2 separate regions of the Mus musculus genome follow, and region 1 is linked to region 2. A link is a loop called in an ENCODE intact Hi-C map of the cell type or tissue named here. Cell type or tissue: left cerebral cortex. All regions are shown on one strand. Links, peaks and the distances in the headings refer to the core of each region. The heading gives the core; the rest is flanking DNA. Region 1 holds the start of Gm41063 (a long non-coding RNA gene). Region 2 has its middle 39 kb from the start of Gm15326.

Region 1 (15,548 bases), core at 4,691-12,690, 280 kb before region 2:
CCAAGTCCATACTCCGCGGCACCATCCTGTAAGCCGTGATGGGCTTCCATGTTAGTGGCTGCTCTTTTCCAAAGGCTATTAAGTGAAGGCCCAACTTTCCGGCTGAACCTGGATATTAACGTTGTGTTGAACTGGTCAGGGAGCCATCTTTGGTTAGGAGGTTTAGGGAGAGAAGTTTCTAAGTGTCATGGCTGTTGAGTGTGTACAGCCAGCGTATGAGGAAAGATGTCTCCTTACCTAGGGGATTAAAAATGAAACTAAGGGTTTTTGTTTGTTGTTTGTTTGTTTTGTTTGTTTTGTTTTGTTTTCCTCAGAGGCATTTTAAGTTTAGGAAGGGTGTCAGTTTAAAAATACAAATTAAAAGCTGTCTTTGAAATTTCTAATTTAGGGAAATAGGTGATTGGATATTCAGTGAGATTTTCGCAAATAGTCCTCGAGGTGAACATTCTAGAAACAACTGTCTGCACAGAGTGGAGGCAGGGGCATGAGGAGGAGAGGAGGAGAGAAGGGAGGAGGGAGGCATGTCTCTGAGGAATGGGGCTTCAGGAGACTCAGACAAACTGCTCTGGAAGAGAAACCTGACAGAGAAACTGAAGGAGTGAACGCAGTCTCTGGAGGTGTCTAGACCAAGACAAGTTTTTAGGGCTTTGATGATAAAGAAGGAAATGTATTATGAATTCTAAGATAATGAACATCAAACCCACACAGTTTGGAGGGAAAGTACATTATACTGTCATATTTCGAGTTTTGGGAAATAAATGAAACAGTGACCTTTGGCTTACCAGGCTGAAACTGGATCTTTGAATGGCTCGCGTTCACTTTATTCCTGTATAGAAAGGTAAAGGAGAGTGAGCTGGAGTCTCATCACAAGGTCAAGTGAGGTGGAGAACACATCCTGGCCCCTGAACTTGGCTGCCAGTCTACGGACCGTCCAAGAGGAAGTCTTTTGGATTAATCAACTTTACCAGCAAGTGGCTGTCAAAATGGAACTTGGAAGAGGCTCAAATGTAAAGGGAGCAAGCTATGGGACTGTCACCCGTGCTCGTGTGGGACTGTCACCCGTGATCGTGTATTTCCAGCCTGCCTTGGGGGTGTGCAGGTGAACGGTGAATTGTGAGCAGACTGAGCGAGGCAGCACATTCATCTGCCGTGTGCTGGATGCCTGCAGGCTAGCAGGGTCGTTGGGTATCGGATGGGGGCTTTCCATATTGGCGAGAGAACATCCTGCAGGGTAGACCAAGCAATCCAAGCCACCACTTGTATCCCTAAAGGGCCCCAGGGACCCGGGAATGCTACTTAGCGTTGGTTGGGAAGAAGTGTATTTCACAGTAGTGGTAGGGACAGAAAAAGAGGTTAACTTGTCGGTCTCAATGGGAGGAGAGGCCCTTGGTCCTGTGAAGGCTCTCTGCCCCAGTGTAGGGGAATGCCAGGGCCAGGAAGCAGGAGTGGGTAGGTTGGTGAGCAGGGAGAGGGGAGAGGGGATAGGGGGTTTTCAGAAAGGGAAACCAGGAAAGGGGATAACATCTGAAATGTAAATAAAGAATATATCTAATAAAAAAGTTTAGAGAGAGAGAGAGAAAAGAAAGAGAGAAGGAGAAGCAATGTTATAAGGGACCTTCATTGATTTCTCTGCCCTTTGGGATATAGGGACTATAGTAGCTTAGGGAGAGACCAGGCCAGGATTTGGAAGATGTATAGCCAGGAAGTTATCCATGAAATGAAATGTCAAACTAAACGGTTCCCTTCCACCCTGATGTATTATTGTCTCAGGAAGCCTGCTTCAACTCGGTGTCTAGGTGATCCTCGTCCCACCCAGTGCAATCCCACTCACACGGCAGGGGCCATTCAGGTCTGATGTAGGTTAAAGGTATTTACCACAAGTATTGGCCATGGCCCTTATGGGCTGCAGCTTCCTGCAGTTACGATGGATACTGTCCAGCTGCACAAGTCAGGGAGGAGGCACGGGAGCAAATGAGGGATGGAGAGTAATTCAGAAATAAGACGGACCATTTTACTCAGTTTTGTTTCAGCCCCTAGAAGTACTCCCAGGGTAGAGATGAGACCTTTGAGCAATGTGCCGTGTGTTTATTCTACTTGTATCAAAGAGACTTTCATCTCCCCGGGGCAAATTATTAACACATTCCTCCAAAGATGGGAGGGTGGGGGACTGGCCTTGGAGAAAAAAAAAATCAACCTTGCAGTAAAGAGCTGCTTCAGATGCAAACGTGACAGACACGGACATAAAAGCCCCCACTTCTAAGAGCAGTGGTTGGCTGAACACCAAGGTCTTTGTGCCCAGGGAAGCATATCTGGGTGGTTTCTTGTCTGGAAGCTGACCCTTCCGTGCCCAGGAATTTTCCACTAGAAAGCTGATGGTGTTGGAGGTGGGTAGCTCTGTGGGCACCCACAGTCAGTCACCCTCAACCTTAGCAGGTGACTACATAGAATATTGGCTGACTGAAACTCTAGGTTTCAGGCTGTATTTTTTTTTTTGGTCTTTCAAGTGTTTTTGGTTGAGTAGAGAAGGGAGAGAGCAGGAGGGTGAGCAGGTGGGGTACTGAGGGAATGGAAGGTGGGGGTGGGGGAGAGGCAAACCAACCACACTTAGATGTAGTTAAGACTTAGATACGGTCAAGGGTAGCTAACAGACATGACATAAGCAGAACACCATTTGGCCTTCACTAATGGATCCCTCCCCAAGGCCAGAGCTTACGGGAATTGTTTCCAAACAGATTGTGCAGTTTTCTAAAGTGCACTCACTTGATTTACAAGGTCCGTACTATGCCCGGGCACCTCCTCTGAGCTATAGCTCAATGAACTATACGCAGGAAAGAGCCTGGCACAAGAAGGTACACGGGGGAGGATTGACTGTGGGCCCCAGGCTCAGACATCATTTGTGTCTGCCTTTTTAATAATCTGTCCGAGTGACACCAAAACATACAAAGACTCACATTCAGTGACTGTGACCATCTAGATTGGGGAGCAGCCGTGAGCATATTGTTTGTCATTACCTTGAGAGAGAAACTAAGAATACAACTGGGATTTGAAAAGCTTCCTGCAGCAGTGGCTCCTTCTGCAGCAACAGTCCGAAACTCGGGCGGGCGCTCTCTTCTGTTCACTGAAGCTGAGAGCTTGGCTGTGGTGTGAGGATCCGTGTCATCCTTATGTCAAGAGGATGTTACCGGCATCCCACGGTTCCACCAGCTTCAAATACAAGTTAACTTAAACTTTGGTTAACGGTGCAAGAATCTTTTTTTCATGTTGCTTCAAGTCAGGGACACGATTCCTTTAGTATCTCTCGGGTGCCGATCATTCTAAAATGTACAGGAAGCTCCAAACACATGATTATTGATGGAAGCAGGTGACAGAAACTGGCTGGGCAGTTTCAGGGTAAAGAGCCCGGAGAGTAAACAGTCTTACGAGGCTAAAAGCCAGAAATGTCCCGAGGCTGTTGGAAGTTCTGTCCTTGACAACGGCTAGGGATGCCAGAAATATTTCAACCAAAATGTCTTTGGTTGTGCCCTGGCTGGAAGCCAGGATGCCAGGCAGGAGGTTTCTGGTTTCTCCTTATCTCGGTTTCTCCTGGAAGCAATATGCAAGCATAAGGCCAGAGCTGAGAGGAGGGCCCTAGACAACCCATGGCTGTGTCGCTGAGCTGCCCAGCTCATAGCCTTCCCTATGTGTCACGGAGTTTCCACTAAATGTCTATAAAAAGCCCCATCTCCCAGGACTTGTTCCTGCTTTGTAGGAGCTCTGCTTGCTTTCTTGTAAGTTCTAAGAACTGGGAACTTTCTTTCCAAACTCATCAGTCCATGGATCTGTCCTTTGAATCTGAGAGACAAGAATCCAGAGGCCCCTGACTCTGGGGAAGTTGGGTCAGACCACAGTGTCAGTCGCCCTAACTCCTGAGTTAAAAACAGCTCAGGTAGGTTATTCAAGGCAGAAAGCATGTTCCATTGACTGTGTTTAAAGTTTCTAGTGCTGCCCTCTTTTAGAATAGGCACTCACATATTCGCTAAATTAAAAGATGAAGCTTTCTCTTTCTACTACCTCCAAAAGAGAAAGTTACTTTGAGATTATCTTCCATTGAAAGCAGCCCCATTAATATCATATCCACCACCCCCCCCCCCCCCCCCCGGCTTAGAAGTGAGTGCCTTCATATGTGTAGCTGGAGACACAAACTTCAACACACATTAGCTATGTGACACACCCACACCACCGACGGCGTGAGCTTCATGGATGGATATCATATTAACCCAAGCGCGAGTTCACAGAACTGGCACCAGTGACTTTTCTGAGTCGCGCTGAACAATTCTAAGCTCTGCCTATGGTCGTGAATTTAAGTCTTGATTTGAAAATCAATCTCTGTTACATTTCTGGTTAGGGGTGGGGGTGGGGGATGGGGAAAGTCTTATAATAGGATGATTTAATTCAAATAATCCATTTCAGAGATGAGGAGAAATTCAAGTGAGGATACATTGGAGAGTGATCTCACATTTGTGTTATTTTAACGACTCCCTCTCCCTCTGCTCTGCCTGCTGGCACCATATGTAGTTGGAGGGAAAACATCACCATGCGAGATTTGAAGTCATTCTAATTTCTATTTCTAGCTGCACTGCCATGAGGCATGCAAAAGACAGACAACTTCCTGGCAGGCAGTTTTGTCAGCAGCAGAAAGGGAAAACAGAAATACAGCGTGGGGTGGGGGAGGTTCTTTGGAAAAAAACCATGCTGTGGCTCTAACTAAGAAAGAGGATCTGTTTAGTCCCATCTCCACTAATGTTCCCATTGGGTTAAACACCAGAAATCAAGGGCAGAAACTAGGGATAATAGAGTTCTTCTAAGAATCACTGCTCTTTGCTTTTGCGTACTATCTGAGTCTGGGGTCTTCCTTTCAGTGATTTTCAGACCCTAAAAATGACGTGCTCTGTTCCAAGGACATATATGAGTGAAAACGGTGACTGCAGCCACTCCTCTATGGAAGATGTAAGAAAATATAACAGAGTTCATTTTTTTTTCTAAATGATTTTTAATAATCTGAAGGTCAAATCTGACTTTTTGTTAGCATGTTATTTCCCATCTCTTTGGCTACTGTGCCGGCTGGTTTTACGTCAACTTGACACAAGCTAGAGTCTTTGGAGAGGAGGGAGCCTCAGTTGAGAAAATGCTTGCATACTGTAGGTCTGAGCACAAGCTGGTAGAGCATTGTCTTATTTAGTAATTTATGTGCAAAGACCCAGCCCATTGTGAGTGGTGCCATCCCTGGGCCCAGGTTCTATAAGGAAGAAAATATGCTGAGCAAGCCACGAGGAGCAAGCCAGTCAGCAGCACCGTCCATCAGTGGCCTCTGCACCAGCTCCTGTCTCCAGGTTCTGGCCCTGTTTGAGTTCCTGTCCTGACTTCCTTCAGTGATGAACAGTAATGTGGAAGTATAAACTGAATAAACCCGTTTCTTCCCCAAGCTGCTTTTAGTCATGGTGTTTCATCACAGCATCGCCCTAAACTGAGACAGGCACCGAATGAAGCCAGTGTTAAAGATGAACATGTTTTTCTTTGTCAGCTTCAACACCCTGCTCTGTTCGATGTCTGAAGTGCAGTGAAACTGGCGTCATACTCACGAGCAGTCTTTGAGAAGAGGCTGAAGTGTGGAGGAACCTAGCTTCAATCACAGCATGTCATGTACAAGAAGACCACACTTACCTGGGGATGCCAGCTTCACTTGTGTGGCTCTGAACTCTCCCTTTGGTGATCTCTTGACAGTTCTAGCTGATGCTTCCTTCCACTGATGTTTCACATGCCCTGGCCTGTAGGAAGGCAGTGAGTGACTATGGCATCAGGTACCTGCCAGCTCAAGCTGCTATATAACAAATGACCATTGGCTGGGCAGACCTCTCACAGCTCTGAAGGCTGGGACTTCCAGCCACAGCCTTCTGATGAATTGCAGGTGGCTAGTACAAGTCCCCACATGGCAGGAGAGGAGAGGAGAGGGGGGGGGGGGGCGGATTTTCCAATACTTTCCCATCAGGTGTCAGGATTCTAGTAAGTGAACTGAAGGGCACACTATTAGCGTAGCACATCACACTTGCGCGTGATCCCCACCTACAATTGTAAACGGCTACAGAGGCTGCTGGTGTGTTTGTACCAACAGTACTTCTCTGACTATCACCTCTTTCGAATGGCTATCGCCCTTGCTCGGAGTGCTCCCGCCCAGCTGTTCCACTGACCGCTTCATGTGTTTTCATTGCTCCAAGTCTCAATGTAAAATCACTGTATTTGTGTGGGGGGGTGCTAGACAGGTTAGGGGCTGTTGTTAGCAATTTATTTTTAGTTCTAGAGAAATATTAGAACTATTGGTGAGAGGGGTCTAAAATTCCTACTCACAGCCTGACCCTAGGTGAAATAGAATCCCTGAGACAAGACTGGGCATCGGTGCTTTGCAAGTATCTCTGGTGATCTCGATGTGCAGGCAGCATTTATCAGCTCTATCCTGGACATGAGACACTGCAGTCACCAGGGCAAATGTTGGGTCTCCAGTTCTCTTCATCAGAGGATCATGCTATTAAGAAGAGACGGCTATTCACAAGAAAATGTCCATCTGAAATTCTCACTGGACTGGAAGAGAGAAAACCTCCCAGTAAGCCGCCCCTCCCCCTCCCCTTCCTCCCCCGCCCCCGCCCCCTTCCTCCACTGATGATTCGCTCTAACCAGGTCTGACTCCGGTCTGAGCGGCTGTGATCCCGTCTGTCTGCCATCTTACCCCAGCACTTGCTTAAGCTGTTCGGCTTCCTGTCTCTGTCCACTTCAGGCAATGCTGGGCCCTAAAGACAAAGGGCTCTGGTTAAAATGTAATTCAGGGGTGAACGAGCTGGCTCAGGGGGTAAGGACACATGCCATTTCCGTCTCCTCGTTCATCCTCAAAGGACTGTTTCAGGGCCTCTGCATTTGCTTCTACCTAGAATACTTTGTCCCTACGTATTCGCCCAACTCCCTTCTTCTCTTGGAGATTTCCTGAAGGTTTCTTTTGGAGATTTCCACTTTCCTGGTCTGATCTACCTTGACAACTTTAATTAAAATGGGCAAGTCTCCACCATCCATTGTAGTATATATTTTATTTGTTGTGTTTAATTTCTACCTCTCCCAAATACAATTTGGCCAGTCAGGGGAGAGACTTTTATTTGGCTTTTTTTTTTCTCTTGCATCCTCATCAGAAGGCTCTTGGAGTCACCTCTGGACCAGACCGATGAAGACGACTGAAGCAGCAGGGTCTTCCCCCCTCAGCTTACAATGGCCACTGACTTCTTAAGCCCACTGTTTCTAGAAGCAGCACAGCTTCAGAGCACGTCCCAGCCACTCTCTGTATAACTGGTCATGGACTGGAAAGCATCCGTCATGGCGGGATGGTGTGCTTCATTGGCAGCAAGTCCACAACACCTCTTTCCCGGGTTTCCAGCACACTGATGTGGGCAGCACTTGGCATTCACATGACGGCTTTCCTCCATGGGCGGTCCTAGCTGAGAGGTGGGATTTGACATTGTGAACATCCATGACAGAGACGTCAGTCAATCCTTCTGTACGTTGAAAGTATTCTTAAATCTATGTGTCTGCAACGTGAAGCACAGTGATTATAATGAAAAGTGTGTAGATATCAAAGTTGCTCTTCTTAAAAAGTTATATGTTCTAGTTTCCTGCTTCTTGCTTAAAAGACCGCGTGGGATGAAGAAAGCAGACAAACTAGAATGGTTTACCCAAGATCCTGAGGGAAGGAGACTTGACATGAATCCTGTTGAGAGAATCAGAAGCCCAGGATATAAACCCAGCCCGTTGGAGCAGCCAGCCAGCCATTCTGAGGGCAAAGAATGCCCATCGCAGACGGTGTGATGCACGCCCACAAAGCACTGTACAGCTGTCTTAGGCTAACTTTGGAATTGAGGAAATGGAAACGCCAATGGGGTAGGAGCTGGGCAGCAAGACAGGGAGCGTCTGCAAACCTCCTGGCCAGAGTAGAGGCATCCTGATGCTTAGGGAAGCTTCGGGTCTACAATGGCGTCTGGGAAGAGCTGAGGAAACCATGCTAAACTGCAGAAAGTACAGACCCATCCACTGAGGGCTCCGTGTCTCTTCTGTAGTTGGAGCTGTCCAGCCATACCGTGGGTCAAGTGAGGAGGGGCCGGTGATGATTGCTGCAGCTCTGCTGTGGGGAAGCCAAGGATGGACTGGGTGGAGACTCTCCCAAAGTGAGAGTTGATTATATCTATGCTACTGCTGAAGCTGGGCAGGACCTTAGGACCTGAGGCCCTATGGGCTGAAGGAGGTGTGTTAAAGAACACTGACTCCGATAACAACCCTCTTCTAAAATATTTTGGACACCACCATTAATTCTCACACAGGAGCGTTCTTGAGTTTCTATTTTTGGTGACCTTCAGCCAACATCAAACTCCCCCATTTCTACACAATTGCCTCTTGGCTTGACTTACAGTCCAAAACAGTTGAGGTGGAGGGTGGAAGCTCACTTCACAGGGACTAATTTTCTGTGTTTACAGCTCCCTTCTTGCCCCCCCCCCCTGGCTTGCTTCCCTGATACCACAACACATTGTTTTATCCTGTGGTCTCTACCAATCAGGGGATAATGATAATGATGTTGCAGCCTTACAAACGGCAGTCAAAAACTTAATTGGGAGTGTCTGCACTGGTCCAAGTCTCAGCTCACTACTCCCTTTTACAGGCCAATGGTGCTGAGAGCCCAGAGACATGACAAAGCTGGACATGGAGGCAGACATTTGATTCCAGCACTTGAGAGGCCAAGAAAGGAGGGGTATCAATGAGTTCAAAGCAAGTCTGGATTACATAGCAAGACTCTAAGAAAAGGATAGAAGGAGGGACAAGGAGCAGGGACTTGAGGCTTGCCCTGACTGTCAAAGCAAGCCTGTGCAAGCTTGTGATAAACACACATCTATCAATCTCATAGGCTTGTGGTGTTCCTTAGTGACAACAGCCTCTGAAATGGATTTGGATAAAGCTTATCTTTATCTACAAAGATACTGCATCCACGGAACGTGGCTTTGAAGCTGCAACCGTGGTAGCAGGTTCATGTATCTTATAACAAAGGTCTAGGAATCAGACAGCTCCTCAGTAGGCCGATAGGGGAAGGATACTCTAGGAAGATCAATGTACTTTTAATGTAAACATTTAAGATTCTTTCCCTCTTCAAGATAAAGGCACAAAAGCCAAGAGCAGAGAAGTGAGTGGATGTGGGTTGAGGCTGTAACTCGAAGCCCCCCGTGACATACTTTCAACTGTGTGGCGCCACCTCTTAAAGGGTCCATAACATCCCCAAACAGCACCACCAACCGGTGACTAAGCATTCAGATGTGTGTGGCTATGGGGGAAAGTTCTCATACAGGGTCTGTTTCAGCTTACAGTTTCAGAGGAATGAGTGTGCACCATTGTGGGTAAGTTGAGGCAACAGTCAAGGAAAGCTCCGAGGAAGGAACAAGAGCTGGCCGATCACGGTTGATTCACACACAGAGAGTGAGTACCGGAAGTAGGACAAAGGCTAGAGCCCCTCAAAGCCCCGCTTCCAGTGACGAACTTCCTCCAGCTAGGCTCCACCTCCTAAACTTCCATGACCGCCACCAAACAACACCCACAACTCTGAACCAAGTGTTCGCATGCGCAAGCCTATGAGGGACGTTTCTCCTTCAAATACCCATATAACCAAGGCAGTGGGATGCAGGCACAAGGAAAGCCAAATGACCAGAATGGAGAGGAAAGAAACAGACCTTAGCGTTTATATCACAGGTTCAAGCCCGTCCATCTAGATACCTGGATTGCTTTGAGTGCTTGGCTACTACATATACAAATCTCTTATTCACGTGTTATGTGAACATGTTTCATGTGAATAAGTTCATATGAACGGAATGGCTTTATCCTGTGGTATCTTAATGCTTTGCTCTCTCACAAAAGCTACCATTTTAGCCACCTTATGTCAGCATTTATCTCTATTCATGTGTGTTAACATTGCTGTGAAGCAGTTTGAAAACCCTTTGCACATTGCTAGCTTAAAATCTGATACCTGCAAAACAGTTCTCCTCGTCATCCTCTTTCCAACCATTGGTAGCCAACATTCTACTTTCTGTCCCAATATCAGCCTATTTAGAAAACTCACATAAATGAGATTTTGTGTGTGTGTGTGTGTGTGTGTGAGTGATTTCCCTTCGCAAAGTCCCCAAGGTTCTGATATACAGTATCAGGAAGGCCAGGGCTTCGCTTCTTCTGAATACTAAATAATATTTCAATGGATGTGCGAATTTAATTTAAACTTTTTTTTTTTAAAGATTCGTTTAGTGTTATTTTATGTGTTCCGGTGCATTGCTTCCGTGTATGTCTGTGCAGTGTGTACATGTAGCACATAGCTAGGCCACAAGAGGACTTCCGAATAGCCTTTGAAACTGGAATTACAGCCATCTGCGAGCTGTTGTGTGAGCCTAGAAATTGAACCCAGGCCCCCCTGAAATAGCAGCTAGTTCTCTTAACTGCTGAGCCATCTCTCCAGCCCCATCGTTTAATCTTTTATTCGCTGATGGAAATAAGGGTTACCTTGTAGCTGCTGGCTTCTGTGTTAAGAATTTGAGTGTATCAGTATTTCTTAATAAAAGTTCAACTTTTCCAGAAATTGCCGACCTTATTCATGAAGTGGTTGGAACACCTTACTAATACTATAAGGAGTATCAGTTGTCCATTTTTATTCAGTTTGTTTTAATAACTTTTGGCCATCCTAATAAGTATATCTTTAATTCTCACTACCCTAGACACAAAAGATATTGAATGTCTTTTCTCATCTAATTCCTTTGAGATGCAAGGACCGGGCTGAGTGGACACTCTCCCAGAGACCAAGCTGCTTGTGTTGCTGCTTCCGTTGGAGCTGCTGTGGACCTGAGGGGCTGAGGGTGGGCGGGCTCCTTCTTCACACTGACAATCATAATGACCTTCTCGCTAGATGTAGGCTGCGTTGTGTATTTACATCTCTGTGCATTCTTGAGGTTAATTTGCATATTTTTCTTTTGAGCTCAGGAACTGTTGCCAGTTGCTATATTCTTGATTCATGTCCTTTATCAGAGATAAGACACGAGGTATGATTTCAAATATTTTCTTTTGCTCTGTAAGTTTTCTTTCTAATGGTTACTTAAAGAAGCAGATTAGTTTTGTTGATGCTCAAGTTACTTTTTTTTCTTTTATGAACAGTATGTTTGGTGTCATATCTAGGACATTGTTGTTTTAACACAAGGTCATAAAGAATTCTCTTGCATTCTTTTGTAGGCTTCTGGTGCCTACAGGTGATCTCAACTTTATGTCTATAATTCATTTGAGTCAATTTTAGTATTTTATGCAAGATATGGGTCAGAGTTCATAGTTTTGTACATCAGCATTTAACTACTCTAGCATACATCGTTGAAAATAAATATTTTGGCCACAGAATTGTTTTGACCAGAAGTCAGTTACCCACGTGTCTATAAATCTATCTCTAAGCTTACTTGTTCTGGTCTAGTCTAGTCTAGTCTAGTCTAGTCTAGTCTAGTGTAATCTATTTTCTTACTTTTATACAATGGCCAGATTATCTTAGTTACTGTACTTTTATGTCTTAAAATTCAGCACCATTGGTCATTTATTGCTCTTTCTTTTCAAAGTTTCTAAAACTTAGATTGTATAAATTCATGTCGGAAAAAAGCTGAGATCCTTGGTTCACCAACATGGTAACACATCCCACTGAGGCTGAGACCTTGGCATGGATGCTACCAAGCCTCTAGTCATTTGGATTTGGCTGCTGAAGGTCATAGAGCTAGCTGATAGAAAATGGGGCACAGATAGCAGGTGGCCCTGCCAGAGCAGCTGAAAGAGATGACTTTCAGTTGACAGTAGATGGTACATCATGAATTCATGGTGGCAGCCCAGAGAATGCTTGGTGGCAGCCCAGAGTACCTGTCAGTTCCAGGGCAGGCAGAAGAGATTACTGAAGGTTCTGTTTTCAGGTATGGTCATTTCAAACAACACCATCAATGCTTCAACAAGGATGGAAAAGCTGTACTGAAAGACTGGCAGAGAAGATCCAAAGTATTTGCGTTGGTGTGCATAGAGGGAGGGTTTGGAGGGAACAGATACATTTGAACCCCGAGACAACCTGATTCAAGACTATCAAGGGTGAATATTATGTTGAATAGATTGTTTGAATAGATCATGGGATGTCAGCCAACAAATTTCTAATTCCTCCTATTTTTGAAATTCAATTGATTAGGATATGTTGGTAATGTTAGTTTTCATATTAAGAAATATTAAGGAAAAGTGATTGTTACTTCCTGTTATTTTTGTTGTTAGAGGTGGAATTATGTTTGTGTGGGTTTGTTGAAAGATTACTTTCTTGCTTTTTCTAGGGTATAGTTTCACTCCTTGTGTTGGTATTTTCCATCTATTATCCTTTGTAGGGCTGGGTTTGTGGAAAGATATTGTGTAAATTTGGTTTTGTCATGGAATATCTTGTTTTCTCCATCTATGGTAATTGAGAGTTTTGCTGGGTATAGTCTCCTGGGCTGGCATTTGTGTTCTCTTAGGGTCTGTATGACATCTTCCCAGGATCTTCTAGCTTTCATAGTCTCTGGTGAGAAGTCTGGTGTAATTCTGATAGGCCTGCCTTTATATGTTACTTTATCTTTTTCCCTTACTGCTTTTAAAATTCTTTTTTTGTTTAATGCATTTGGTATTTTGATTATTATGTAATGGGAGGAATTTCTTTTCTGGTCTAGTCTATTTGGAGTTCTGTAGGCTTTTTGTATGCTCATGGGCACCTTTTTCTTTAGGTTAGGGAAGTTTTCTTCTATAACTTTGTTGAAGATATTTACTGGCCCTTTAAGTTGGGAATCTTCATGCTCTCTTATACCTATTATCCTTAGGTTTGGTCTTCTCATTGTGTCCTGGATTTCTTGGATGTTTTGGGTTAGGAACATTTTGCTTTGTGCATTTTCTTTGATTGTTGTGTCAATGTTTTCTTTGGTATCTTCTGCACCTGAGATTCTCTCTTCTGTCTCTTGTATTCTGTTGGTGATGCTTGCATCTGTGACTCCTGATCTCTCTCCTAGGTTTCCTAACTCCAGGGTTGTCTCCCTTTGTGATTTCTTTATTGTTTCTACTTTCATTTTTAGATTCTGGATGGTATTGTTAGTTTCCTTCACCTGTTTGTTTGTGATTTCCAGTAATTCTTTAAGGGATTTTTGTGTTTCCTCTTTAAGGGCTTCTAGCTGTTTACCTGTGTTCTCCTGTATTTCTTTAAGGGAGTTATTTATGTCCTTCTTAAAGTCCTTTATCATCATCATGAGAAGTGACTTTTAGATCTGAATCTTGCTTTTCCAGTGTGATGGTGTATCCAGGACTTGCTATGATGGGAGAATTGGGTTCTGATGATGCCAAGTAACCTTGGTTTCTGTTGCTTATGTTCTTACACTTGCCTCCTGCTGTCTGGTTATCTCTAGTGCTCCTTGCCCTGCCTATATCTGACTGAAGCTAATCTTTCCTGTGTTCCTGGTTGTGTCAGAACTCCTCAGAGTTCAGCTGTCTCTGTGATCCTGTGATTCTGGGATCCTGTGATCCTGAGACCCTGGGTGTGTCAGAGCTCCTGGGAATCAAGCTACCTCTGGGTCCCTGAGATCCTGGTGTGACCAAGCTCCTGGGGTGCTGTAATCCTTGGTGTGTTAGAGCACCTGGGAATGGAGCTTCCTCTGGGTGTTGTGGGACTGGCTTCAGAGTTTGCACCCAAGATCTGCTCAGGGCACTGACCCAAACAGACCAGAAGGAATCAGTAGGTCTGGCGGAGTTCCTGCGTGCCTGGGCTCTGCTGCTCCCTGTGTTGGGACAGATATTGTGTCCTCCTCCCCTCTGATCCTATGATCCTGGGAGTTAGAGCACCTGGGAGTGGAGCTTTCTCTGGGTCGTGGGACTGGCTGCGAAATTTGTACCCAAGATCTGCTCAACTAAAGGATGTTTTCCAAAAAATGTCTTGGTCTATCTAGTTTTGACTATCAACTTGATACAACCTAGAGCTGAGAGAGAGAGAGAGAGAGAGAGAGAGAGAGAGAGAGAGAGAGAGAGAGAGAAGTTGCCCAGATCAGTTTGGCCTGTGGACAGGTCTGTGGTGGATTGTTAACGTATGTAGGAGTGTCTAGCCTACTGTGGGCAGTACCATTCCCTGGGCAGGTTGTCTTAGGCTGTATAAGAAAGCTAGCTGAGAATAAACTTGCCTAGGAGTCACCTAGCAGGCAGCATCTTCCATGGTTCCTGTTATACCTCTCTGACTACAAAGGAGTTTTTGGGCAAAGATGATATTGTGTGGAATAATAAGCAGGCTTTCCTTCAAGTTTCTGCTTGAGTTCTTGCTTTGACATCTCTCAAAGATAGACTATAGCTTTAAGTTGCAATAAGCCCTATCTCCTTTTAAGTTTCTTTTGGTTGTATTTGTCACATAAGCAGAATGAAACCATTATACATCTTAACCACAGGGTGCTAGAAAACAAAATGCATTGAGGTAGTCTTATGAATGCCATTGGCACAATGATTTCCCAACCAAAGACTTAGAGAACAAACAGAAACCTCCACTCTAGGCACCACTGGCTTTTGAAAACTGCTAAAACCAGGACTGGAATCTTCAAGTAGGTCTGTGGTGTTAACTTTGTGTTGATTTCAGAAGTGATGGAAATTCATGTTTCTGGCATCACTGAGCTGGCAGAACATCTAATAATGGGATACTATTTAGTATTTAAAAATGAACTATTAATCTGTGAAAGATATGGTGGAAGTTTTTGAGACAAGTCTTTTTATGTAGCCTGGGTTGGTGTAGAACTTGCTATGTAGCCCAGGTTAGTTTTGAACAAAAGTCCTCCCACCTCAGCCTTTGAGTGATGAGATTGCAAAGGCATGCATGAGGGAAGCTTAAATTCATATAACTAAATATAAAATAATCCGAAGAAATGAGAAGTACAATTGTATTGGGACAACAGTTTGGAAACAAGCAGACATTCAGTTGTGATGGGACAAAAATCTGGAAAGGGCAAAAATGTGGAAACAGTAAGGTTAACAGTCACCAGCAGCTGGAGGAAGGGAAAAATGGAGTAAAAGAATTTTAAGGACATTGCTTTGTTCCCTAGGGTATCATAGAAAGTGATCTATGTCCTTATACATTCTCCAAAAATCCATGGAACATACAAAACCTTAACACCATCCATGGACTTTAGTGATGCTGGTGTATCCACGAAAGTCGACTGAAGGAAACAATGTAGAACTCTGGTGCCAGATTTTTTTTTTAATTTAAAATGTTATGGTATGATGTTTTGCCCACATGTATGCTCATGTACCATGGATACACCTGGTGCCTGTGGAGGTTGGAAGACATCAGATTGCCCTGGAACTGGAGTTACAAATATTGTATGCTGTTATGGGGATGCTGGGAATAGAACCTTAGGCCTCTGTGAAAGCAGTCAGGGCTCTTTACTGCTGAACCATCTCCCAGG
Region 2 (15,548 bases), core at 4,982-12,981:
ACAAACCCAAGGAGAGGCCAGCATTTTGTGCTCCAAAAGCACACGATGGAGCCATCTAAGAACAGTGTGTAGCTGAAGATCAGCAGGTCCAAGGACTAGAGAAGGCAGAGGAGAGGGTGACTGCCCACCAGCAGAAATGTTCCCACCCGTGCCGCTGTGGGGTAGGCTATGCTCGTTCTCTGAACATTGATCTGTTGTCAGCTGCACTCCCTGGCTAACCAGTACTGGAAGGCTCTTTCCATTTTGTGGAGATACTAATTCACAGGATATTCTTAAAACTAGAAGGGGTCACAAGAATCATCTCTCCAACTGTCTCATCTTACAGATAAAGAAACTAAGCTTGGAATAATAAAATACATCCAGGGGTAGGAGGAAGATCATCAGAGCTGGACAGAAAGCTGCTCCTCTCTGCACTTTCCCCATACATCACACTATTCTGTGTCCCCACTGTGGTTATTTACAGAATGCATTATTTTGTTTGTTGTTTTGGCCATTTTACAACTGAGAAATTGACACTCACAGACACTGCTTTATGAGCACAAAGCTAAAAATGGAAGAAAGCAAAGGTGGTAATTCAAGAATAACATCAAAACTCATCCAATGATCCAATTCACAACTTCTTTCCCAATAGAAATACTAACATGTCTTGGTGCAGAGCTTTAACTGGAGAGCCACATTGAAACCCTGGCTTTTGGCTTGTCATATTGATATGTCATATTGTGAGCATCACAAGCCAGAAAAGCTCTAGTCTCCTCACCTTCATCTGGGTCTTACATTCTCATTTTTAACTACAAGAACTTGAACTTTTGCTTAGGTCCAACCGAATCAAAATGATTTGGGAGGTTCTTTAATGTGCCCACATGATGAGAAGGGCTCATGCCCCAGTTCCAAAGCTAGACTATGAGAGTCTTCATGGATATTCTAGATTCTAGAAACGAGAATGTATGTTTCCCGCATGGTTTGAACTGGAATTTAGATTCACTTTCAGAAGTGATAGGAAATATTTCAACTCAATTCCTTCATTCCTGTAAACTTATTAATTAAAATATTTCCAGTATAATTGAGCTCCGTCTTAATTACTTTTCTATTGCTGTAAAAAGGCAACATGACCAAAACAAATTCTTTAAAAAAAAGAAAAACAATTTAATTGGGAGTTTGTTTACAGTTTCAGAGGGTGAATCATGATCATCATAGCTGGGAGCATTGCAGCAGGTTGGCAGGCATAGCATTGTAGCGGTAGCTAAGAGCTTACATATTAAGAACAACCAGAGTCAGAAAAAGAAAGAACTAACTGAAAATGGCATGGACTTCTGAAACCTCAAAGCCCACCCCTAGTGACACACCTCCTCCAACAAGGCCACAGCCCCTAATCCTTCCCAAACAGTTCCACCAACTATGGACCAAGCTTTCACACATATGAGCCTAGCAGGGCCAGTCTCATCGAAACCACCACAAGTTCCACAAGTCCAGACAGTTTCTCTCTTAAAGAATGGATCATTAGATATATACATATTGAGGAATTAACAATGAACTAAAAGTTCAGATTCTCTTGCTAATGCTGTCCATTCCAGGGGAGATGATTAGATATATAACAACTCCCCTAGGGAGTATATTTTGCTTTCTATATTATGATTACAGCACAAATGAAAATTAATCTCTTCCTACAGATGACTCCAAAGCTCTGTACCCCTTAAGAAACTACAATGTTGAAATAGCTAATGTCAATCTGCAAGTTCTAAGAGGACAAAAATTGAACTGTTTCCAGATTTTAATATATTTAATTGATCCCAATATATTGTTTATGATTTTGAACAACAGCAAAGAGGACAGGAAGAGATTGGAGAGGATAGAAAAATCTCAAATTGCCAAAAAAGGAGTTTCCTCAGCAAGATTATTTTTGTCAAGTTCCCCCCCCCCAACCGGAATTCACATTTTATTCAAAAGAAATGATAAACAACCCTTTCTGAGGTGTTATTTTTAGATGTTTTTAATTTGCCGTGTCTAATACACAACTTAAACTGTTTCCATGTAGGGCGTGACAGTGCCTGAAAACAAACACGTTCCTGTTCCCTTTAAGGTGGGTGGATCAAAGACTGTCTAGGCAGATAAGAGGGCTGCAGAAGCTGTGTGGTTCCGGCCTCTCAGACAAGGAAAGGGAAGGCTCTGGGAATCCTGGCCATGAAGAATTTCTTGCCTAATACACCAAAACGACTGTTGGTAAATGCTTCCTGAGGTTTGTTACATTTCACATCTCAGTCTTCAAAGCCCACAGAAGCAAAAGCTGCCCAGGCAAGGTTTTGAAACCCAAGTTGCATTTATTCTTGGCCAAGCGTAGCAGTCCAGCTCCTGGGATGAGGGTGGGGAGAGCCACACTGTTGAAATGACCGTGATTTCTCCATCACTCGAACTCCTTCGAGAAGAGGGTTTAAAAGCAACTTTCCAGCAGGGTGTGGTGATACGTGCCTGTAGTCCTAGCAGTTGGGAGGCAGAGGCAGTGGGATGGGTGCAAGTTCAAGGCCACCTTGGTCTACATAGTGAATTTCATGTCAGCCTAGAATTTGTTGCAATGCCCTGATTCACAAGATACCCCACACACATTCAAAAAAAATTAAAAAGGATTTTTAAAAAATATAAGTTTGAAATAAAACTCAAATGCTTTGTGTTTTTATAGCCAAGGCCTAAAGTACTCTAGACACTGAACTCTACCCTTTTCATTTGGTGGCAAACAGTTTACTGAGGTTGAGTGCCCCTTTTCACAGTGGTGGTAGCTGTCATCCATGACCAAGGTATTAAAGCATTCGCAAGAGCCAGATCACAGTTTCCCTAGCACAGAAGAGCATCAAAGTTGATTTCACATTCTTGCTTCTTTGCTTAGCGTTTATGAACGTGAGCTCATAAATCTGAGCCGACCTTGACTTCTCATAACACAACTGGAGATAACCATTCTGAGATCTTTGGTATGACCCCGGGGTGATCCACACCACCACCCACATCCCACATGGTGACCAGTCCCCAGGCTGCCTTCATGTCTGAGAAATAGCAATGAAAAGTTATCAGAGGTAAAAAACAAAGCTAAAAGAAAGAACTAAGGAAACTTTTTTGTTTTGTTTTAAACCTTTGCATTGCTGCACACAAAGCAGGTGTGTGGTTTGAATGAGAATGGCCTCCATGTTGAATTCTTGGTCCCCAGTGGGTGAAACTATTTGGGAAAGATTTGGAGGTATGGCCTTAAGGATTTCAAAATCTCAAGAAATTCCCAGCTAGCTCTCTGCTTCATGCTTCTGGATCAAGGTGGATCCTACTTTCGGATCTGAAACTCCCTTCTTCTTTTCCCTTCACTGAGTTGGTTTTTAACCTCCTTTCTCCTTCCCCTACCTCCACCAAAAACAAACAAAAACAATGTACAACTTTATGTTGTACATAAGTACAACTCATTGCCTATTTTTTTTTTTTTTGGTTTTGTTTTTCATTCAAACCAACGACTTTTTTTTTAACTTCAAGAGATGTATTTGCATAGGGAAGCTCACCCCCAATGACAGATAGAAACCAGTATCACTTTCTAGAATTATATCAGGTAAGCACACAGCCATCAAACTTTTAAAATCTGTATCTGTTAGGAAAAAAATAAATAAAAATAAGACAAAACAAAACATTCTGGGCTGGAAGAAGTCTTGAAAATTTGTGAACTCAAATGATGCATGACCCTAACCTCACTGGACACATAGTTCTGTAGAAAGTGGGGTGGGAACAAATTGAAAATTACAGGACCGATACAATATCGGGAGCTGGGGGAACATGAGAGCTCTTTATGACCATGAAACCGCATGCTTCTATAAAAACACCACTCTTCCAGGGAGATCTGTATTTATGTTGGTCCTCTCTCACGCTACCCTCTGTTGGTCACCCATAACTCTCCACAGCCTTTGTGTGTGAACACCCTCCAAGGAAAGAGCTGTCACCATAACCCTAGGACCTAACCCTTTTCAGGTGAGATGCCTATCAGCTTGGTCTCAGACCAAGGAACCAGAAGGGTCTGCTGTGGTATCAAGGTCTTTCCAAAATCCACACTAAAACCCTACTCCCAACCTCCACCAAGGTGACAGTACAGGGAAGTGGCTAGTTGGTCACTTTTAAGGCATGGAGGCAGAGCCTCCTAGAAGGTGCCCGCCCTCTGAGCAGGGCTCACTGGTACCCTTTGTGTCAACACTGTAGCCTCCAGATATACTCCTGTCCTTTATAAACAACCTAGGATTCTGCCTGGGCAGTTTCCTGTCAGCTCCTTAACATTTTAGTATCGTCAGTGTGGAAAATGCCCGTGAGGAATGGCATCCTCTTGCCTGTGTTCCAAAAAGCACAGATCCAAGTTAATAAAGCAAAAGCTACTCTTACTACCTCATTGTCAGAAAGAAAAATAGAGGCCTGGGGGGAAGGGGGGACTTTCTAGAGCTCACTGAGTTGTACATGGCAGAGTCAGAGCTAAAGCCCAGGTCTCTCACCCACCGTCCAGTTCTTAAGGTCAGGAGCTGATGAGAAGTTATCGGAGGACAGGGTAGTGCACATCTGAAATCTCAGCACTTGGCACGCTGAGGCAGGAGGATCCTGTGTTGGAGGCCATGTACATTATAAGTTTACAACCAGCTCAGGCTACATACCTGTCTGAGAAGGAAAAATAGCTTTCTGAGAACAAACAACTTCTTCCCCCTCCTGAGTCTCCTTCACAGCCCATAGACTGAAGACCTCCCCTGGAATTCATGTTGGAAACCTAATCTCAAAGTCACATGCTAATAGCAATTGGGACCTTTGGGAGGCAATGAAGGTGAAGTGAGGTCACCCTGTAGGTGCCACCACACCAGGCCCTGGTTCTGTGACAGAACTTCCTGGGACCTCCGTTTACAGTCCTGGGGCCTCCTGTGAAAATAATTCCTTTGCTTTCGTGGTCAGGGAAAGGGGGTTTGAAAGCCACTCTTGTTTCACTTGCCTGTGTTCTTTTAGACAAAAAAAAAAAAAAAAAAAAAAAAAATCAGAGAAGAAGAAAGTTAAAATATATTGCCTTTTGAAGAAAGAAGGCAAGAAGTGCATAACACTAGATTTAACATAATTAAAAGAGAAATGGAAATTTTCAGGCAAGTCCAAAATATCGATCCCTCAGTGACACCCAGATATTTGATTTTATGATTGACTTTAAATTCATTATAGAAACCACAGACAAGGAAACTGATGGCAGAAATCTCCATTTACACTTGGCGTTATGTCTTAAAGGTGAGCTAAAGATAGAAATTTCTCATTTTTTTTTCTTGCTCTTAAGCATCAGGAGCCTCTTCAGATCACAGCAGAGGAACCTCTCTGGGACCTCGGGACTTGCCTTTCCCAAGTGTTTTCAGGTTCAACTCAGAGCAGCAGCAAAACCCTGCCTGCCTGTGTGCATCAAACTCACTCTTGGTGGGGGGGGGGGGGAGGGAAGGGGGGTGCTTTCCAGCCTCCTCAGCAGGGCTCCTGGGCTGGACCCCACCGAGCAAGCAGGTTTTATGTTGTCTATTTATTTTTTTTTTTCTTAGCTTAATTGTGTCTCTTTATTTGAAGATAAAAGATTTCCCCTCTCAAAATCAGACTTTCTGGCAGCCTGCGCAAAGACCTGGGTGGATGAGATGTGGGGTTTAGAGCAGAAGAGAGCTCTGTGCAGATATGGTGGCTCCAGCTGGGAATGCTGGGACCACTGAGGAAGACGTTGTCGTTCCACACCTTGCGTGCCAACAACTCAGACACACCCAGCTTTCACACTTCAGAAACGAGCAAAAGAGAAGTGTATGTCACTATAGAGCGGCTTTCAAGTTTACCATATTTGCTTTTATTTTGGCGGTCTCCAACTCATTCTCTTCCCACTTGTCTGTGAGTTCTCATCAGAGATAACTCACACTCAAGATTCCTGGGATATGAGGAAACAAACCTAAAGCTCATTGTCAAATGTAATGAGACTTCGGCAAATATTCAAATAGGCAACTAATGACGATACATAATATATCTGTTTCCCTGGCCTTCTTAAAGAGTAGAAAACTAACTCAAACTTTGTACATGTACTTTATCCGCAGTTGAGTTCTGAATCTGTTTGTGCCTGCTTACCCCTCCTGCTAAAGTTAAATTTCACTTACTCATTAGCTGCCATACTGGTTTTTAAACTATGATAGATATTTAAACAAAATCACCTAGAGAGAATATTAAAATTCAGAGTCCAGGACCCCACCCTCCAGAAGTCCAATGGGGTTAGATTTCCAGTTTCCCCCAGAGGGTGCTCAGCTGCAGGTCTCAGGACCACACTCAGAGAGCTGCCCTACACCACAGGGCAGGGCCCTGCTTATAAATGATGGACTACTCTGCTTGCTGTCTTGAGGTCAAGAGCTTTGAACACATCTTAGGGAAATGGCAGCTTCTTTACATACTCTTAATGTTACAGCAGTTGCTGGTTTCCTAGCAATACTAGGATAACGAGGAAAACTCTACAAACACCTGTTTCAGTGAATTGCTACCAACAATAAATGAAAACACTGAATCCATATAGTAAGGGGCTTGGATGATGCTGGTATTGCTATTACACATCCTTTCCAACTACATCAGTTCAAAGCCAGGGTCTTCCTTTTATTTCTCCCTTAGGACCCCACCGTCTCGTAAGCTGTGCCACATATGTAATGGATACTTGAATAAATGTTCCCTGAAGGAACAGATGAAGACACAACTGAATGCATATTCAAATGTCACAGAATCAAATAGGGCGTGCAGGCTTAGACTACAAGTTATAAAGGTCTTTTAAACCCAGCACAAAGCCACATTAAAATTTGGTCATTTCTACCTATCCTAAATCAGATAGGGGACTAATATCCAATATATATAAAGAACTCAAGAAGGCAGACTCCAGAAAATCAAATAACCCCATTAAAAAATGGGGCTCAGAGCTAAACAAAGAATTCTCACCTGAGGAATACCGAATGGCAGAGAAGCACCTGAAAAAATGTTCAACATCCTTAATTATCAGGGAAATGCAAATCAAAACAACCCTGAGATTCCACCTCACACCAGTCAGAATGGCTAAGATCAAAAATTCAGGTGACAACAGATGCTGGTGAGGATGTGGAGAAAGAGGAACACTCCTCCATTGTTGGTGGGATTGCAAGCTTGTACAACCACTCTGGAAATCAGTCTGGCGGTTCCTCAGAAAACTGGATATAGTACTACCGGAGGATCCTGCAATACCTTTCCTGGGCATATATCCAGAAGATGTTCCAACCGGTAAGAAGGACACATGCTCCACTATGCTCATAGCAGCCTTATTTATAATAGCCAGAAGCTGGAAAGAACCCAGATGCCCCTCAACAGAGAAATGGATACAGAAAATGTGGTACATTTACACAATGGAGTACTACTCAGCTATTAAAAAGAATGAATTTATGAAATTCCTGGGCAAATGGATGGACCTGGAGGGCATCATCCTGAGTGAGGTAACCCAATCACAAAGGAACTCACACAATATGTACTCACTGATAAGTGGATATTAGCCCAGAAACTTAGGATACCCAAGATATAAGATACAATTTGCTAAACGCATGAAACTCAAGAAAAATGAAGACCAAAGTGTGGACACTTTGCCCCTTCTTAGAACTGGGAACAAAACACCCATGGAAGGAGTTACAGAGACAAAGTTTGGAGCTGTGTCGAAAGGGTGGACCATCTAGAGCCTGCCATATCCAGGGTTCCATCCCATAATCAGCTTCCAAATGCTGACACCATTGCATACACTAGCAAGATTTTGCTGAAAGGACCCAGATAGAGCTCTCTCTATGCCAGGGCCTAGCAAACACAGAAGTGGATGCTCACAGTCAGCTATTGAATGGATCACAGGGCCCCCAATGGAGGAGGTAGAGAAAGTACCCAAGGAGCTAAAGGGATCTGCAACCCTGTAGGTGGAACAACAATATGAACTAACCAGTACCCCGGAGCTCTTGACTCTAGCTACATATGTATCAAAAGATGGCCTAGTCGGCCATCACTGGAAAGAAAGGCCCATTGGACTTGCAAACTTTATATGCCTCAGTACAGGGGAACGCCAGGGCCAAAAAGTGGGAGTGGGTGGGTAGGGGAGTGGGTGGGAGGGTATGGGGGACTTTTGGGATAGCATTGGAAATGTAAATGAGGAAAATACCTAATAAAAAGTATTAAAAAAAATTGGTCATTTCTCTCTCAGAGTCTAAACTCAGAGATGATTGGCAAAAATGGTAATTCCCCCATGTAGTGCTAATAGGTAGCCTTTATGCATACTTATTAGATCCCAGGTACTATTTCCTGTATCCTGTGTCTATAAAAACCTAGAATAGCGTCTGTGTTAATGTTAAACCTCGGATTGATACAACAGTCAGAAAATTGTATATGACTGTCCCGATGGCGAATCAAAAAAAATGGTGACTTCTGCGCACAAAAGTATTTTCTCTCAGGAAAGAAGGAAGAAAGAAAAGGAGGGAGGAAGGCAGAGAGGGAGGGGAGGAAACCTTCCAGTAGGCAGGTCAAGGCTTGGCGCTTGCATGACTCAGCAAAGTTTGTCAGGCCTAAGGTCTCTTCTACCTCTGTGCCACAAGCTCGACTGACACAGGGTTTCTCTGCAAATTGGCCTGGAATCCAGCAGTATTACACCCGAGTGCTGCCTGCCCTCTTATCTGTTCTACGGCCAGAGTAGAGAAACTGAGCAGCAAAGACAACATCAGCCCACCTCCACCCCCTCAGTCTAAGAAGTCTTCCTGGAAGTCCCACAGAACACTCTAATCAGCCAGAGCTTGGTCACAAGGCCACGCCGGGCTCAAGAGAAATGTGAGCTTTGAGCTGATCTCCTGGCCGCCCCAGAAATCAGCTTCTGTTAGTTAGAAAGAGGGGAGAGACTTAGCTGTCTCTAAGAGCTGGGTCCCAGCTCCTGGGCCGTCTTCATTCTCTGCTCCCTGGTGAACGGCGGACCCCAAGTTAGGCATTTGTTAAGCCAGCTCCTGGGAGTGTACGCTTCAACTCCTCCGTTTTTCCTATCACATACTCTGTTGGGGTAAAACAAGGAATTTCAGCACGGCTCAGCTTTGGAGAAAGCAGCTGGGCTGGCAGCAGGGCCACACGCTGAGCAGATGCTTAGTGTAAAATTGGATCTCGCACGCTGTGAGGATGCTGGCGGTAGCGTTAAAAATAAACGTCTCCCCACACTCTCTGCGTGGTGATTATAGTATTCAGCCCTCAGAGCAAGGGGGTGGTGAGCAAGCAGAGGAGAATGAGTTCAGGGTGACACCTCCTTCAAGGGACTCCGGTGGCATGCTCTCTTCTGCTGCTCTTTCTTGTTTCCAAGCTGGAACACCGCTGTCATTTTTACCTAGCTTTCCTAAGCTAAATACTAAAGCGTGTGTGTGCGAGTCTCCAGCGACAGCTTTCCCAATGGGCATGCTCCAAGCCATCAGCTAACCTGGGTCTGCTCTTTCTCCCATCCCAGAGACTCAGAAACAAAAAACTCCTAAAAAAAAAAAAAAAAAAAAAAAAAGCCGGGCATGGTGGTGCACGCCTTTAATCCCAGCACTCAGGAGGCAGAGGCAGGCGGATTTCTGAGTTCGAGGCCAGCCTGGTCTACAAAGTGAGTTCCAGGACAGCCAGGGCTATACAGAAAAACCCTGCCTCGGAGGAAAAAAAAAAAAAAAAGCTTGGAAAGGACCGAGTTCTGAAGCGATTGGATCTGTGTGTCCTTTGTGTCCATAGACAGTTTCCCAGCAAGGTTTCAGGTTATGCGGTTAAGCTTTTGGTTTGGTTTGGTTTTTTATTTTTCAAGATAGGGTTTCTCTGTATAGCCCTGGCTGACCTGGAACTCACTCTGTAGACCAGGATGGCCTCGAACTCAGAAATCCACCTGCCTCTGCCTCCCGAGTGCTGGGACAGCTTTTGTAATTACAACAGAGAGACAGTCACCTTTAGAATGGGTAGCTGCAGCGCCCGAACACTGGGCTGTATGGAAACCGGTGGCATTGCCTGGAGCCTCACATTGCCTGGGAGCCTGGGTAAGGGTGGGGTGTGAGGGGTTAGTTGTGCAAAACTGGGTTCTGTTGGAGGGAGACAGCCAGTCTTCAGAAAGGCAGGACATTATACCTGTGTGAAACTGATTTCTTGCCTCCCCCCACCCCGCCCCCCCGCAAGGAAACTCCACAGGAACACTTCCAATTCAGCTGATGGAAAAAGTCGCTGTTGAGTGAATTTACTCGAGGAGCTGTAAGGGAGTAGGATTGATAGTGCAGGGCCATTTGTAGGAGTCAGAGAGAAAAGACACAGGCTGTATTAACTATAGGGTGAATCGACTCAGAGGTTTAAACTGTTCTGTGATTCCCCTTTATGGAATTTAGTGGAGCAGAAGAAATTGGGGGCTGGGGAGGGGGGCTATCTTAATCCAGCCACTGGGCACTCTGGAGTCTGTTGGCCCCTGTCTGACAGGTTCTCCTGTCTTCATAAAACAGGAACTCTTTTCAACTTCAAAGAGTTGGTTTGGGGGTTTTTGTTTGTTTACTGTTTTTGTTTTTAGACAAGCTCTTACATTTCCCAGGCTAGCCTCAAATGACTTTGGACTTCCGATCCCCCTGCCTCCACCTCCTTCAGTACTGGAATTACAGGAATGTCCCAGGAGACTCTAAGTCCTAGGGATCAAGCTCAGGGCTTTATGCATTTGAAGCAAGCCACCTGCCGAGACACATCCCCAGCCCTGGGAATGATCTTTACATTTGAGTTTCACATATAATGACATCCTCTCTAATAAACACCAATTTTAAAAGTGTCCCATTATGATAAGAAGTCACCTTTCAAACTGAGCCTCGGGTAGCAGAAGGGCTATACAGGTGTGATTCAGATCAACCTATGTTAATGGCGTCCTCCTCGTTACGTGGCCTGGACGGAATTGTGTCGAAATGACAATGAAAGGTTTGATTTTGGGACAGTCGAGATAGCTTAGTCCACGGGAGACACGGAAAACATACCACAAAGATGGAGGAGACAGGCCACAATACAAGCAAGCAGGCAGTATGTACCTATATGGTTGCTTCTCTTCGCTCTTGCCTGTGGATGTGGTATGACTAGCAGCCCGAGTTCCTGCCTTAACTCTCCTCAGTAATGGACCGTAACCTAGAATTCTAAGACAGATAAGGCCCTGCACAGCCTATGCTGCCGTTTAATCGAGTATCTATTAAACAATAACAGAACAGAGAAGAACAAGACTGTGTAGCCAACACCTTTGCTTGTGAGAATTAAGGATTATCACACAGGAAAGTCAAGATACCCCTGAAACCTACCCATTGTCTTTCAAAGCTCTGCTCTACTCCTTCCAAAAAATCTATAATGGCTGAATAGAGGGAAATAATAATAATAATAATAATAATAATAATAATAATAATAATAAGCAGAGGAGGTAAGGGTTCAGGGGCAGAAAGGACCCACAAAAGGTTCAGGCAGCCCACTCTAGATTTAAAAAAGAATTTCACGATTACATGCTACCTTAGAGATGCACATATTTGGAACTCTTATTCTACTGTATATTTATATTTGTTCTATCTTAATCGGGTAGCATGTATACATGTGTGTGTCTGTGTCAGTGTCGTGTGTGTGTGTGTGTGTGTGTGTGTGTGTGTGTGTGTGTGTGTGTGCACATACCCATGTCTATGTCTATGTGTGTGTGTAAGCGGGAGGTTACCTTCAGGATCATTTCTCAAGTCCCTTGTTTTGTTTGGAGCTATGGTCTCCCATCCGCCTGGAACCTGACAAAACAGGATGGGCTAAGCAGCGACCCCCAGGGTTCTGCCTGTCTCTGAGGCCTTCTCAGCACTGGGATTATAAACTAGCACGACCACTCCCAGATATCTTATGTGGATTCTAGGGGACTGAACTGGGTACTCCAGGCTTATAAGAGAATAATTTTATCAGCCAAACGATCAAAGCAGTCCAGGACCCCAGTTTTGAAAATTGAGTTAAAGGGACTCTCAATTGTTATGAAGACTAGGAAAAAATGAACTCGGGGCGGCAGTTGGGGACCCAGAAATCCTGCACAGCCTTATAGCCTGCACCTGAGGCACAGTCATTATGATATATAATATGACTAAAATACGTACTGCAAATAGAAGTAAGCATGCATTGCAAAATAGCATTTAAGTGTCAAAGTTTCATTTCATAACTTTTGTAGTCCTCTTTGTAAGATGTTGTGAACATCTGGAGGGGAAAGCACAGTCCAAGAAAACTGGGGGCGGTTAAGATCCAAGAATAAAGTTATTGTCACTGAACACAAGTGAGTGGCTCTTTGGAACAAGCTTTCCTTTGCTGTATAATAACTCATTATTCGCTAAGGGTAGAGTACAACGTTGCTGTTATGGAACACATCGAATAGATGACTCCCGGAGTTGGTGTCTGCATGCTTCCAGCCATAAGCGGTTACAGATGCGTTCTTAGGGTTCTGTAGATTGCATGCCGAAAAGAAATGACTTGCCTTGTCTTTCACTCTTTGTACACTTGCAGGCGTTTGAAGCTTATGAATGCCTGGCTCCCCTACAACAGACTTTGACCTACAGGCCTGTGTATTTATACTGCACCTGAATCTTGACCCAATCTAAGCCACAGGATGAACTTGGTACATATTTCTCCCAATCGTTCATCACTTTTGCAAATGGCTGACATGAGTCCACGGTATTTCTCTCTCATCCCCGTGCATGTTATAGTCCGTGCATGCTCCATTCCATGTATTTCTATTCTGTGCTTGCTCTGCTCCATGCATGTTCTACCCCATCCATGTTCCTCCCATGCATGCCCCATTCTCATGCATGTTCTAGTCCATGAGTTGTGCATTATGTGCCTGCCTCATTTCCTGCACTCTCTATTCAGAGCATGTTCTTATTGAGTGCATGCCCATGCATCTCTCAGCTCGTGGAATGTTCTAGCTCAAGGCCTTGTTTCCCAAGGCTTCTTTTGATATGCCATCCAGGAGAAAACTTCTTTCCAGCAAGAAAGAGAAGCAGCCATGGAATCGGATATTCTCTCCAAGTTCCTACAACAGAGATGCCAAGATCTATATACTTGAACGAAAGACTTCTAGAAACAAATCCAGACATAAGCTGACAGTGGATTTCAAAGGGGTCCAGAATTGACCTTGTACTCACTTCAGGTTGCTGAGGAGACAACATCCTTAAGTTATGGGAGGAGGCAACTGATTGGCCAGCAATCTTCAAACGCCTGTCCTCAGTCTCTCCTAAGGAAAAGGCCCCTCCGCTTTCCCTCCTGTTCTAGCTTTGTCCTGTCCTCTGAAAATACTGATTCTGGATCTAGGGGACGGTTCCATGGGTGAAGTATGATAGCACAAGCAAAGGAGCCTGAGTCCAGATCTCCAGAACCCACATCAAGCTGGACACTGGGCATGGTGGCATGGATAAGCAGATAAAGACGCTGGCTACAAAGTCTGACCTGACATTTATCTCCAGGACTCACAGGGGAGAAGGACAAAATCTACTCCTGCAAGTTGCTCTGATTTTCATTCATATACTATGGCATGCTCATATACACACACAGAATAAATAAATAAATAAATAAATAAATAAATAAATAAATAAATAAAATGTGATTTTTGAAAGGGTCACAGTAGTGTGTACCTGTAATCCCAACTCTCCTATGACAAGACAAAAGGTGGGGATGGGAGAGTCCCCGGAAGCTTGCTGGCCAGTTACCCTAGCATACACAGCAGTAAACCACACGAGACCTTGCCTCAAACAAGATAGAAGCTAAGAAATGACATTTTTGTATGCACACATACATACATATACATAACCACACACACACACACACACACACACACACACAATCACTAAACCACTTGCTCAGATGCCCCATTCGGTCATTACTCTGTCTCTTCTTCATGGTAAGCCATTCCACAGTTTGATGATCAAAGCATGCTACTGGTGAAGTTAAGGTTCATGGATAGCTATATGGGATCATTGTGTGTCACAACATGTGATGTCTGTGTATGTAAGATATATATATATATATATATATACACACACATACACATATACACACACATACACATACACACACACACACACATACACATACACATACATATACATATATATGGGGGTTGAGTGGGTGTGGGTATACATATACATACACACACACACATAAAGTTATATAAGTCCATGTAAAATGCCATTATGCTTTCTGGGTCAGAACAATAATCACATGACCACTTCTGCATCAGTCACTGGATGGATTTATATAACTGAGTCAGACAATCATAAGCACTTACTAAAACTGAGCCTGCTGCTGTCTAATTAAAACTAAGTTTCTTATTGTCAAAGAAGACATGAGAATAGCAGCTGTGTACATAAACAGTGTCTTGTATAAGCATCGTTGCTTACCGTGCGTTTGATATGAGGCAGCAGAGGGAAAGGAACAAATGGAAGTGTTTGCCTTCAAGTCCCTCTTCCTGGCATATTAGCGTAGCTCTGCCAGGCCTTGCTAGGTAAGGAAACCCTGGTCTGTGAGCCTGCTTCCATGTCCACTCTCTCCCATGACCTTACTCACTCTTCCAAATGTGTTTGCCCCCCATTGCCTGGGCTGTGCCCCTGTGTCATGTCCTAGAGCTCTAGACTCTGTTTTACTTCTCTACCTTCAGTAGCGAACAGGTTTAACAGCAAAGCCAGCAATGTAAAGTCCCATGTTTAGAAGCTCCCCGGTGTCCAGAGGCAGCTCTTATTTATATCCTCCTTGGTTCTGAGAGCCTACCACTTTCACAAAATTCTACTAGTTTCCACACAACAATGATATGAAGTACAGGGTGCGGATATAGAAGAGACTGGACAATTTATCCAAAACTATCAGCTTAGACCATGGAAGCAGCTTCTTGTGAGCCCTCCTGACTCCCAGCTTCATCCGTGGATGTTCATCCCCATCAATGTTATTGATGAATTGTTCTGTGTGAGTTCTTCATACAGCTAACAGCCGACCTGGTTGAACAAGGCAGAGCTGGGATTCAGTGAGAAAATATTGAACAAATTTGGCAGTTCCTTTCCTCTTCTCGAGAATAGAGAGCAGAGATAGTTGATCCCTGTCAAGCTTAAAGGAAGGGGACCCTTGGGAAGACAGATCACTGGCACTTCATCTTCTTGTCCCTTTTAAGCCACACACTACATAAGAGTCTGTGAACTAAGCAAAACCAGACAGTTGGCCGATCTTACGTAGCTTGTACCTCAGAAATAGCTTGATGAACGGCTTTTCTACAAAACATTGGACTCTTCAGTTCCCCATAAGATTGGAGCTCTCTGGGAGAAAGATTTTTAAAAGTCACTAAGCCGTCTGAAGTGGGCCCAAAGGAAACCTGTTCTCCCCACTTGCCTCTCCAGCGCCATTTTGCCCTTGTCAGTTTCCACTCTGAAACCAGCAGAGGCTGTCTGTGAGAAGATGTGGCCTAAAGGAGTGGTCCTTGCTGGTTTCTGCACGTGGAAAGAATTCAGCCTAGAGAGGAAGGTGTA

What was found. Peaks named below come from ENCODE experiments on the same cell type or tissue, not always from the same donor. Only the 100,000 strongest peaks of a DNase experiment are listed, where the experiment ranks them.
Region 1: it touches region 2 in a loop (2.1-fold over the local background); 3 of 42 quality-filtered maps call a loop at or near these places.

Annotation. Positions count from the first base shown.
Region 1 is chr13:112,176,499-112,192,046 of GRCm38, reverse strand. It overlaps Gm41063 (a long non-coding RNA gene), which reads right to left and starts at 9,603. Exons shown (of 3, transcript XR_873963.2): 1 at 9,418-9,603; 2 at 6,758-6,818; 3 at 6,299-6,612. It overlaps Gm33849 (a long non-coding RNA gene), which reads right to left and starts at 5,871. Exons shown (of 3, transcript XR_382922.3): 1 at 5,701-5,871; 2 at 3,012-3,582; 3 at 705-826. In left cerebral cortex, for the core only: no CTCF peak of the experiment used is centred there; a DNase peak (open chromatin) is centred at 7,924.
Region 2 is chr13:111,898,669-111,914,216 of GRCm38, reverse strand. No RefSeq gene overlaps it. Among named protein-coding and RNA genes, the nearest start is that of Gm15326, 39 kb to the right of the region's middle. In left cerebral cortex, for the core only: no CTCF peak of the experiment used is centred there; a DNase peak (open chromatin) is centred at 9,151; H3K27ac peaks cover 447 bases.